2 separate regions of the Homo sapiens genome follow, and region 1 is linked to region 2. Evidence: chromatin loops called from intact Hi-C (ENCODE). Cell type or tissue: heart right ventricle. All regions are shown on one strand. Each heading gives the region's core, and the rest is flanking DNA. Links, peaks and the distances in the headings are about the cores only. Region 1 holds the start of GJD4 (gap junction protein delta 4). Region 2 overlaps LINC02634 (long intergenic non-protein coding RNA 2634).

The links. A loop is a pair of places that touch in the nucleus more often than their neighbours do. Peaks named below come from ENCODE experiments on the same cell type or tissue, not always from the same donor. Only the 100,000 strongest peaks of a DNase experiment are listed, where the experiment ranks them.
Region 1: a loop joins it to region 2, with 3 times the contacts of the local background. A loop is called at or near these places in 42 of 110 quality-filtered maps.

What each region holds. Positions count from the first base shown.
Region 1 is chr10:35,602,761-35,608,133 of GRCh38, reverse strand. It overlaps GJD4 (gap junction protein delta 4), which reads right to left and starts at 2,793. Exons shown (of 2, transcript NM_153368.3): 1 at 2,503-2,793; 2 at 1-556. The coding sequence starts at 2,566. GJD4-AS1 (GJD4 antisense RNA 1) reads left to right here. Exons shown (of 2, transcript NR_199600.1): 1 at 1-608; 2 at 2,169-3,572. In heart right ventricle, for the core only: no CTCF peak of the experiment used is centred there; no DNase peak of the experiment used is centred there; H3K4me3 peaks cover 613 bases; H3K27me3 peaks cover 1,744 bases.
Region 2 is chr10:35,237,425-35,242,797 of GRCh38, reverse strand. LINC02634 (long intergenic non-protein coding RNA 2634) reads left to right here. Exons shown (of 3, transcript XR_930819.3): 2 at 4,247-4,371. Among named protein-coding and RNA genes, the nearest start is that of LINC02634, 4.6 kb to the left of the region's middle. In heart right ventricle, for the core only: a CTCF peak has its summit at 2,615 (motif pointing left); no DNase peak of the experiment used is centred there.

The DNA of each region.
Region 1 (5,373 bases), core at 188-5,187, 370 kb before region 2:
AGCGCGCTGACCGCCCAGAGGAACAGCATCAGCAGGGACTTCTCTGTGGGCCGCGACACGTAGCAGTCCACCACGCCCGTGCACGGAGGGCGCGTGCAAGGGAACTTCTTCGGGGCCAGGAATCCAAAGAGAAAGTAGTGCAAGGCCCCGAAGGCTGCCTCCAGCAGGGTCCGGAGGAGGAGGTGGATGATGTAGCCGGCCGAAAAGTCGGGCACCTGGAGGCCGCCGCGCTCCCCGAATGGCCGCGGGCAGCGTCTCTGCCCGGAGGCCGGCTCCCGGGGGTCGGGGCAGCGGCGGGGGCCCAGCGCGGCGAGCGTGGCTCCTCGGTGCAGGACATAGACGCTGAAGACGGCGGAGGGGAGGAGGACGCACACGCCCTGGATCAGCCAGAACCGCAGGTGAGACACGGGGGAGAAGACGTCGTAGCAAACATTGGCGCATCCCGGCTGCAGCGTGTTGCAGACAAACCTCTCCTGCTCGTCCTGGTAGACGGGTCGCCCCGCCAAGACAATCACCAGCATCCGCAGCAGCATCGTGAGGACGAACCAGAGCTTTCCTGGAAGAGAGGAAGCGGGCATGGCCTCATCACCCCGAATACACTGCCCTGAGTAACAGCTTTAAAGTGTCTATTGGGGCTGAGATTGGGAAATTGAAACGTCAATAAGCATGTCTTTAGTTTTCTGTTTGTTTGTGTTGTCGTTGTTGTTGTTGTTGGACACAGGGTCGTGCTATATTGCCCAGGCTGGTCTTGAACTCCTGGCCTCAAGTGCTCCTGCCGCCTTGGCCTCTTGAGTAGCTGGGATTACAGGCATGAGCCACCACACCTGTCAGCTTGTCTTTACTCACAGCATCAGGTAGTTCATTTGACAAATATTTACTGAGCACTGAACATCCTTGTTTGTAAGATGCTTCAAGATGAGTAGATTTTTAAAAAGCATTATATTAAAAGTGTTTTAATCTGTCTGCTAATTCAGACTTTTGGTAATGTCTCCTGGACTGATAGGTCCAGAAAGAAAGTTTGGCTGAGCAAATTAATGATTTAAATAAGATTTAAATTTTCTTCTTAGGAGAATAAGCCTTTTAAAAGAGGTTGGTGTATTTCTGTAACTGCCAATTCGAGCTGCTGATTTCAGTAAATCTTACTTATGACAACAGTCCAGGGATCTCTATTTAATCACAGGGCTTGTATTTAATGTTAGTCTACGGCCCTTGAAATTGAATTTCTTTATGAACATTCCATTTTTCAGATTTTTTAATCATTCAGAATTCCTCTTCCCCTTTTCCAGTTATTAGGAATGAATGGGGCTTGTCTTTCTTCAATGTATCGTGAAGGAATGACACCAAGCTAGAAAACCAAAATAACTGTCAAGCCCTATTTTCATGGCACCGGCCAACTGTTTCGAAACATGTTTAAAACTCAGCCAAAATAACTTGTGAATATTGTGTTTTGTGATGAGAGAAACATCGCCTGACATCATAAAAACAAAACAAAAATAAATATGTAAAGACAGTCAAACAAAGAATAATATCATTATGTGATGAGTCATTGAGTTGAACTTTTAACATCAAGTTGGTTTTGTCTAAATCTACAAAATAATGAGCCAGAAAAGTATCAACTGCATCTCCGGCATATATTCATCCTTTTCTGACCCCCATACCTCTCTGAAAATGTGAGTCGTCTGCATTAAACAAAAATCTATTATTTTCTTTGTTAAAAAAAATAACTAAACTTGGGATTTGGTTTAAAGTGCACAAGAGAAATGGCTACTCCTTAAAAATTAAGCTTCCAGGCCAGGCGTGGTAACTCACGCCTGTAATCCCAGCACTTTGGGAAGCCAAGGCGGGTGGCTCACGAGGTCAGGAGATCGAGACCATCCTGGCTAACACGGTGAAACCCCGTCTCTACTAAAAACACAGAAAATTAGCTGGGCGTGGTGGCAGGCGCCTGTAGTCCCAGCTACTCGGGAGGCTGAGGCAGGAGAATCACTTGAACCCGGGAGGCAGAGGTTGCAGTGAGCTGAGATTGCATCACTGCACTCCAGCCTGGGCAACAGAGTGAGACTCTGTCTCCAAAAACAAAAAAAAAAAACCAAGCTTCCAGAATAAAACCTAAAGGTATCACCTTCTGATTAACATTTGTTGTTCTGTTCCTTTTCCTGGTAACGTAGCCACACCAGGGTTGCACACAAACACCCCTCCACCTGCTTTGGTCTTTGGAGTCAGCACCCCAGTGTCAGCACAGGATGATCTGTGAGAGAACAATGTCAAACGCAAGACTCCCTTACATGACGGAGGAACCGCGGAACCATTCAAAGAAACTAGAAGCCTCAGCTCTCTTCCCTCCAGAAAGGCACAGCCCTTTCTTTTGGGAGTGGGTGGACTTTCAGCTTGGTGCTTGCACACTGAAAATGAGTAAATACCTGGACCCTTTAAGGACTCAATTCCACCATGGCAGTGGAAATAAAAACAGCGCAGGAGTTTGGAGATGGTCCCAATACTCACCCACCATGGTCACGTTGCAGTTTAATGTGATGATGAGAAACCCTAGCAAGTCCACGCCTTCCATGCTTCCAGAATGTCCCAGGCTCCAGGCTGCAGGAGACACTGGAGGGCTGTGTTCTCCAAGGAGGCGGATAAATGTCCTTTAACTACATAAGACTTAAAGGTGTGAGCTGGAGATAAGAAAGCAAAGGTCTGAGCCAGGAGTAGGAGGTGGGTTTTTCTGTCTCCAAGTTGAGACGGCCCTAAGCCGTTTGCCTCTGAGGCGAAACATTCCTGACAACTGCAGTGACCAGCAGAGCAAGCAGCAGTCATCTCTTATTGTGGGCTATTCTTACTCGCCTGGGATATTCCCGGCCTGTGGCAGCGCTCATATGTCCCCACCAGGACAGCCAGATGCTTCAGGATATAATAGCAGCAACTACTTTTAACCCAAGAAAGAAAACTTCTGCTAACTAGCCAAGTAAATTTCTCTATTAAAAAGGCATTTCCTCCTTGAAAACATTTCCACAACCACTTCACTTGTGCAAGAAGCCCTTAAAGTGTTCACGTTTTGTCTTCTCAATCAAGCATGAATCGCCATGCCACCATCACACGAACCCACAAGGATCTCGCCCTTATTCTGAATTCCTGTGTCATTGGTGCAGGCAGAAATCTGAAACTCAGTTGGGTGTCCCAACTTTAGACCGTGACTTGGTTATTCTCCTGCTGCTTCCTGTGCAGTGAGTGACAACTCTTCGCTTGGAGACAAAAGCCTGGGTGCAAAGCCCGGGGCAGCCCCCTACTCACTGGGGAAGTCATTGGATCCTTCCAGATAGCCTCATCTTGCAATAAGGAGAATCATGCCATTCCACTTGCCATTTGTGGGAGGCTTATGTGAAATGATGGTGTAGAATAAGAGCAACTGGTGTGAAGTGGGTGTACGACAACCCATATCCGTGGGATTTCAATCCCTAATTGGCCTCTACGACCTTCACAGATTACATCTTCCCTTTGTATCTCCCAGCCCCATCTAGCCTGGAGCTGTTCCCATTGAATCTACTTAATAAATGTCTGTTAAATCTGTCATGAAATATCACGGTCTGGACCTGCTGACATCAATCACAGTTGCGTCAAAATCCTATCGCTGCAGCCACCTTCATATCTGGGAAGAACCCATCCTGCAGGGTTGGGGATCTATGATCAGGGTGGAAATTGTAAACTTTAAAAGGAATGATTTCAATTTTCCATGAAAGCTATTCTTTATATCCCCATCTTTTCTTCATTTCTGATCTATTCTTGACTTTAGTAATATCCCTAGAAAGATTCCCAGAAGAGTGCAACAAAGCTACTTTCATCTTTGCTCACATGACATGCTCCCATCCACGGAAAACGTTTTGACCCCCTTGAAAGGAACAGTGGTTTTGCTATATTTTAGTCAAATGCTTCGACATGAGCAAGGAAATTTGAGAAATTGTAGTTAAGTAAAAATATTGAAATAGTCACAGGGTGTAAGTATAAAATAAAGGAGAATTTGTCTCCTAATAGACTGCTCATGGTATTGGCTTTAAAAAAAAAATGAAATATCAGGAAAGCAATTACTGACTCTTGCTGTGTGATAGAAATAGCCCATCCCAAATGTGGAATAAATTAGCCCTGCGCGACCATGAGCAAATCACTGCAGCTTTTCATGCTTCGGTTTTCTCATCAGTGAAGCAGAAAAAAAGAATGTGTTCTTCACCCACTCACAGTGACTGTGATATGCAAATGTGACCAGAGATGTGAAAATGATTTTGAAATGTAAAGAATGACCCAGTGTCAGTGACAGGCGCTTCTCAGGGTTGGCTCCTCTGGTCCCACCCTTCAGGGCATCTTCTGAGCAGCCCATGCCCACCCATCTCCCTTCTCATCCTGGTCACCTTTGCTCTTCCTCCTTGAAGTCTACCCCATCCCCATTCCTTGTCTTTTTTCTCTTTCTCTTTTTTTCCTCTCTCCTGCTAGGTGACATTTTGCTTTACTTGGAAATCTAACTCTGGTCAGGCGCGGTGGCTCACGCCTGTAAATCCCAGCACTTTGGGAGGCTGAGGTGGGTGGATCACCTGAGGTCAGGAGTTCAAGACTAGCCTGGCCAACATGGCGAAACCCCATCTCTACTAAAAATACAATAATTAGCCGGGCATGGTGGTGGGCACCTGTAGTCCCAGCTACTTGGGAGGCTGAGTCAGGAGAATCACTTGAACTCAGGAGGCGGAGGTTGCAGTGAGCCCAGATCACACACCACTGTACTCTAGCCTGGGTGACAGAGCGAGACTACATCTCAAAAAAGAAAAGAAATCCTAACTCCAGTGGCTACCTGAAGCTAGCTGGAGGTAAGGGAAGCAGAGAAGGTGGAGGCATCTGGGCATCAACTCCCGACTCTCTGTAAGAGCATCCCAGCACCGATGGGAAGGTTTCTGTATGTGTCTGTGGATTAGAGAGAAGATGTGGGGAGTGCTGTGTTCAACCCATGGCCAAAGAAACCAGCTGGGAGTCGGGCTGAAGTGTACAAGATGCCAAACTGGGATAGTTCACTAAACGCAAGTGGTCAGCATGGGCCCTGTGGCTCACATCTGTAATCCCAGCACTTTGAGAGGCCGAGGATGGAGGATCACTTGAGGCCGGAAGTTCAAGTGATCACCCTGGGCAACATAGAGAGCCTCATCTCTACAAAAATGTTTTTAAATTAACCAAGTGTTGGCATGCTTGTGATCCCAGCTACTCAGGAGGCTGAGGTGGGAGGATCACTTGAGCCCAGGAGGTCAAGGCTGCAGTGAGCCATGATCATGCCACTGCACTCTACCTTGGGCCTCAAAGCAAGACCCTGTATCTAGAAAAAAGAAGAAAGTGTTAGCAAAA
Region 2 (5,373 bases), core at 240-5,239:
TGGAGGGTTAGAGTGGCCCCAAAGGATGACCTCCAGATAATAGGGACATGGCATATATTCTAATCAAGAATGTGAGTGCTAAGAGGTTAGGAATTATTTTTCTTTGCTTGGATTTGAATAACTACTGGCTAAACATTAGACATAGGAAAGTACTTGAGGCCGGGCATGGTGGCATGCACTTGTGGTACCACCTACTCAGGAGGCTGAGGCAGGAGAATTGCTTGAGGCCAGGAGTTTGAGACAACATAGCCAGGCCCTGTTTCTAAAAAACATTTTTTTTAATTAGCAGGAGCTAGGTGTGGTGGCTCATACTTGTAATCCTAGCAGTGTGGGAGGCTGAGGTGGGAGGACTGCTTAATCCCAGGAGTTCAAGATCAGCCAGAGCAACAAAGTGGGACCCTGTCTCTACCAAAAAAAAAAAAAAAAAATAGCCAAGTGTGCTGGCATGTGCCTGTAGTTCCAGCTACTCAGGAGACTGAGATGGGTGGACCACTTGAGTCTGGTAGGTTGAGGCTGCAATGCACTATGATCATGCCTGTGAATAGCCACTGCACCCCAGCCTGGGTGACAAAGCAAGACCTTGTCTCAAAAAGAAAAAAAAAAGAAAAGAAATTAGCAGAGAGCTACTGGGGAGGCTCAGGTGGGAGGGGGTCACTTTCAGCCCAGGAGTTAGAGCCCACAGTGTGCTATGATCACATCTGTGAATAGCCACTGCACTACAGCCTGGACAACATATCAAGACCCCATCTCTCTTAAAAAAAAAAAAAGGTACTTGATGAAGCCAGATTGGCTGTGACACTGAATAACATTGTAAGGGTCATTATTGGGATATTAAATACATAATATGCTTGGGTCCCCCGACATGTATATGACCTTTCCTTATTCTGTTGGCATCACGCATCTGCCTCATGCAGGATTATAATTTTTGTGTCAAGAAGGCAAGGCCAGGCACGGTGGCTCACGCCTGTAATCCCAACCCTTTGGGAGGCCAAGGCCGGTGGATCACCTGAGGTCAGAAGTTCAAGACCAGCCTGGCCAACATAGTGAAACCCCATCTCTACTAAAAATACAAAAAATTAGCCAGGTGTGGTGGCGCACACCTGTAGTCCCAGCTACTCAGGAGGCTGAGGCACAAGATCGTGCCACTGCACTCCAGCCTGGGAGACAGAGTGAGACTCTGTCAAAGAAAAAAAAAAAGGCAAAGAGAAAGAGTAAATGTTCAATTTTTGCAGTCTAGTCTTTGCTTTTGAAATTTTCTGAGACCACAGACTTGCAAAATAGGCTTTTGAAGAGATAGGGTTTTCTAAATTCCAAGTGTTCCCTCTTTATTTGAATTAAATAATTCATTAAAATTATTATTTTTTAAATGAAACAGGGTCTTTGTCACCCAGGCTGGGGTGCAGTGGTGCATAGTTCACTGCAGCCTCCAACTCTTGGGCTCAAGTGATCCTCCTGCCTCAGCCTCCTGAGTAGTTGGGACTACCAGCATGAAACACCATGCCCAGCTAATGTGTTTTTTGTAGAGATGTTGCACAGCCTGGCATTGAACTTGTGGCCTCAAGGATCCTCCTGCCTTGGCCTCCCAAAATGCTGGGACTACGGGTATGAGCCACCACACTCGGCCCCAAATGCTGTCTTTTTTTTTTTTTTTTTTTTTTTTTTTTTTTGAGATGGACTGTCACTCTCTTGCCCAGGCTGGAGTATGGTGGCATGATCTCGGCTCACTGCAACCTCTGTCTCCCAGGTTCAAGCAATTCTCTTGCCTCAGCCTCCTGAGTAGCTGAGATTAAAGGTGCGCACCATCACGCCCGGCTAATTTTTGTATTTTTACTGGAGACGGGGTTTCATCATGTTGACCAAGCTGGTCTCGAACTCCTGGCCTCAAGTGATCTGCCCACCTCTGCCACCCAAAGTGCTAGGATTACAGGTGTGAGCCACCGTGCCCGGCCTCTCCCTCTTTATATTTTGAGACAAACCTGGCTGGGTCATAGATTGTTATAATGGCATCATTTTGTTGTTGTTGTTGTTGTTTGAGACGGAGTCTTGCTCTGTCGCCAGGCTAGAGTGCAGTGGCAAAAACTCGGCTCACTGTAACCTTCGCCTCCCTAGTTAAAGCAATTCTCCTGCCTCAGCCTCCTGAGTAACTGGGACTACAGGCGCCCACCACCACACCCGGCTAATTTTTTTTGTATTTTTTTTAGTAGAGACGGGGTTTCACCATGTTAGCCAGGATGGTCTCAATCTCCTGACCTCGTGATCCGCCCGCCTCAGCCTCCCAAAGTGCTGGGATTACAGGCGTGAGCCACCGCGCCCGGTCATGTCTACGAAAAATACTAAAAGTCACTACTAAAAACAGAAGAAATTAGCCAGGGGTGGTGGTGCGAGCTTGTAATCCCAGCTACTCTGGAGGCTCAGGCAGAAGAATCGCTTGAACCCGGGAGGTGGAGGTTGCAGTGAGCCGAGATCGCGCCATTGCACTCCAGCCTGGGCGACAGAGCAAGACTCCATCAAAAAAAAAAAAAAAAAAAAAGAAAAGGAAAAAGAGAGAAATTCTCTGGATTTAGGATGTCATTTCGGTTTCTTTATCAATTTGGCTCCCTCTAGAGGTCAGTTAGCAAATTTTAGTCAGCGCGACTTAAACACCTTGGCCCTCTTAAAACAGTAATTTCTCCTAGGAAGGTTTTGGAGAAAATGATTGAAATTGATTAATAGAGTCTATTTTTTAGCAAACATTATATTTAATTTTTTTGTTTAAAATTACTAAGGCTGCCAGATTTAGCAAATAAAAATACAGGACACCCAGTAATATTTACAGTTCAGATTTAAAAATTAATTTTTTAACCTAAGAATGTCCCAAATACATTAATCCAGCAACTCTGTATATCTGTATATAGAGACATACACTATATATACAGTGTTTTACTCCTCATTTGTTAAGTGAGGATTCTGAGGATCAAAACATCCAACTCCAGCCTCTCATTTTCCCAACATTCCCATGGCTTGTTCTTGTTATTTCATTCTAAGTTTTCTTCTAAGTTCTCAAAAGAAATCAGATCATAGGTCTGGTCAGATAACTTGATTTTAAGCTCCAAAGGACCTGAGATATTGAAGGAAACCAAAATATTTCACCCCAAAATATCCTTTGTTGACATATTTTGAGATAGCTCTTCAGAGAGCTAAGCAGCCCTGCAAAGCTGTCTTTTGCGTTGAGCTTTTTGCATCTGTAGAGCAAATCTGCATCCCTGCAGCCAGGCTTTCTGAGGTCCTCCCTGGTCCAGATCTAGGAAAGATGAACTGAGAGTCTGACATCTCTCAAGATCTGAAAGGAATATTTCCCACCTCTTCTCTCTGAGGGCTGCTACCCGTGAGGTTTCAGCTGCATAACAAGACCACCTTTGCTAGCCAGGCGTCCTTTTCTCTCCCATCCATAATCTGTCTTGCCACTGTCACCTGACTTACCACCATAAACTTTTTGGGGCCATGCTCGGAGCCCCCATTTTTTCTGTAATCTCAAAATGGTAGAGGCTGGGTGTGGTGGCTCACGCCTGTAATCCCAGCACTTTGGGAGGCCGAGGCGGGCGGATCACAAGGTCAGGAGATCGAGACCATCCTGGCTAACACAGTGAAACCCTGTCTCTACTAAAAAAAATACAAAAAATTAGCAGGGCGTGGTGGCAGGTGCCTGTAGTCCCAGCTACTTGGGAGGCTGAGGCAGGAGAATGGCATGAACTTGGGAGGCGGAGTTTGCAGTGAGCCGAGATCCTGCCACTGCACTCCAGCCTGGGCAACAGAGCGAGACTCCGTCTCAAAAAAAAAAGGTAGAAAAGTCTGGGCCTGGTGGCTCACACCTGTAATCCCAACACTTTGGGAGGCCCAGGTGGGTGGATCACTTGAGGTCAGGAGTTCAAGACCAGCCTGGCCAACATGGCCAAACCCCATATCTACTAAAAATCCAAAAAATTAGCCGGGTGTGGTGGTGGGGTATTCCCAGCTACTCTGGAGGCTGAGGCATGAGAATCACTTGAACCTGGGAGGTGGAGGTTTCAGTGAGCCGAGATGGCACCACTGCACTCTAGCCTGGGCAACAGAGCGAGACTCTGTCTCAAAAAAAAAAAAAAAAAAGGCAGAAAAGCTTCTGTGCTTCACTGGGAAGCTGGGGTGATCGTTCTGTGATTTTCCCCTATGCATGTTAATAGATTTGCAAGCTTTGTCTCTTAATAATCTGCCTTTGTCTGTTGATGTTCAGCAAACCTTTGGGAAGGTTTCCCTTGGCCCCTACAGTGTTGGCGTCACAGACAGGATCCTAAAGCTGCTCTACTTTTCTGGAAGCCACAGTCCAGGGAACCCAGGACCTGACAAAGCATCAGAAGGGTAAGAAATTCCTACCAGCCAGGCTTCCGGCCTCTCTCCGTGAAATCCGGTCAAGCAGACAGCAGAAATCACTGTTTGTCTCTTTTCCCTTGCCTAAAATCTTGATTAATTGGAGAAAAGGATTTGTGTGACTAGTCTTGGGTTACGTAGCGATTCTGGTATATTTTTAGGCATGAATATTGGTATTGTCTGATCCTTTTTCTCTCAGTCTTTTCCCTTGTATTTTGGTATTGATCTGTCATAAAGAGGGGTGCCCTAGGGTAGAACATGGATCTAGAACCCCCAGAAGCCCACTGTGCCAGCTGGCTCTGCAGTTTTTTTGTTGTTGTCATTGTTTTTTTTTAGATAGAGTCTCGCTCTGTCACCCAGGCTGGGGTGCAGTGGTGTGATCTCAGCCCACTGCAACCTCCGCTTCCCAGGTTCAAGCGATTCTCTTGCATCAGCCTCCTGAGTAGCTGGAATTACAGGCACGCGCCACTGCGCCCGGCCAATGAGTCCTATTTATAAGGTGCTTTTGTTGTCTCAACCCCTGCTGCCTGGTTAGTCCTGGGAAAGTCCAATCCCAGGAGAGCCTGCCTCGTGTCACAGATTAATAGGTGTATGACTGGTGGCCCCCCATAAATGTGTGGGATACTAGAAGCACTGTATGTAAAAACGCCATCTTTTATCATCTGTGGCAACAAGAGTCTTTTGCTGCCTTAGTCTATTCCTGGGAGTGAATTTGTGAGGATGGGGATCGTTGAGGCTGCCTGTTCTATGCCCTCTCCAAGAAGCACCTCTTGTTTATTGGTAAAAACTTCATTGAAACCTGGAAAATAACCTCCTGGGCATTCCATGAAGAGGCTTATTAGATTGAGTTGCTATTTGCATAAGTACATCTCGGGAAATTCTTTTTTTTTTTTTGAGACAGAGTCTCACTCTGGCACCCAGGCTAGAGTGCAGTGGCTCAATCTCGGCCCCCTGCAACCTCCGCCTCCCGGGTTCAAGCAATTCTCCTGTCTC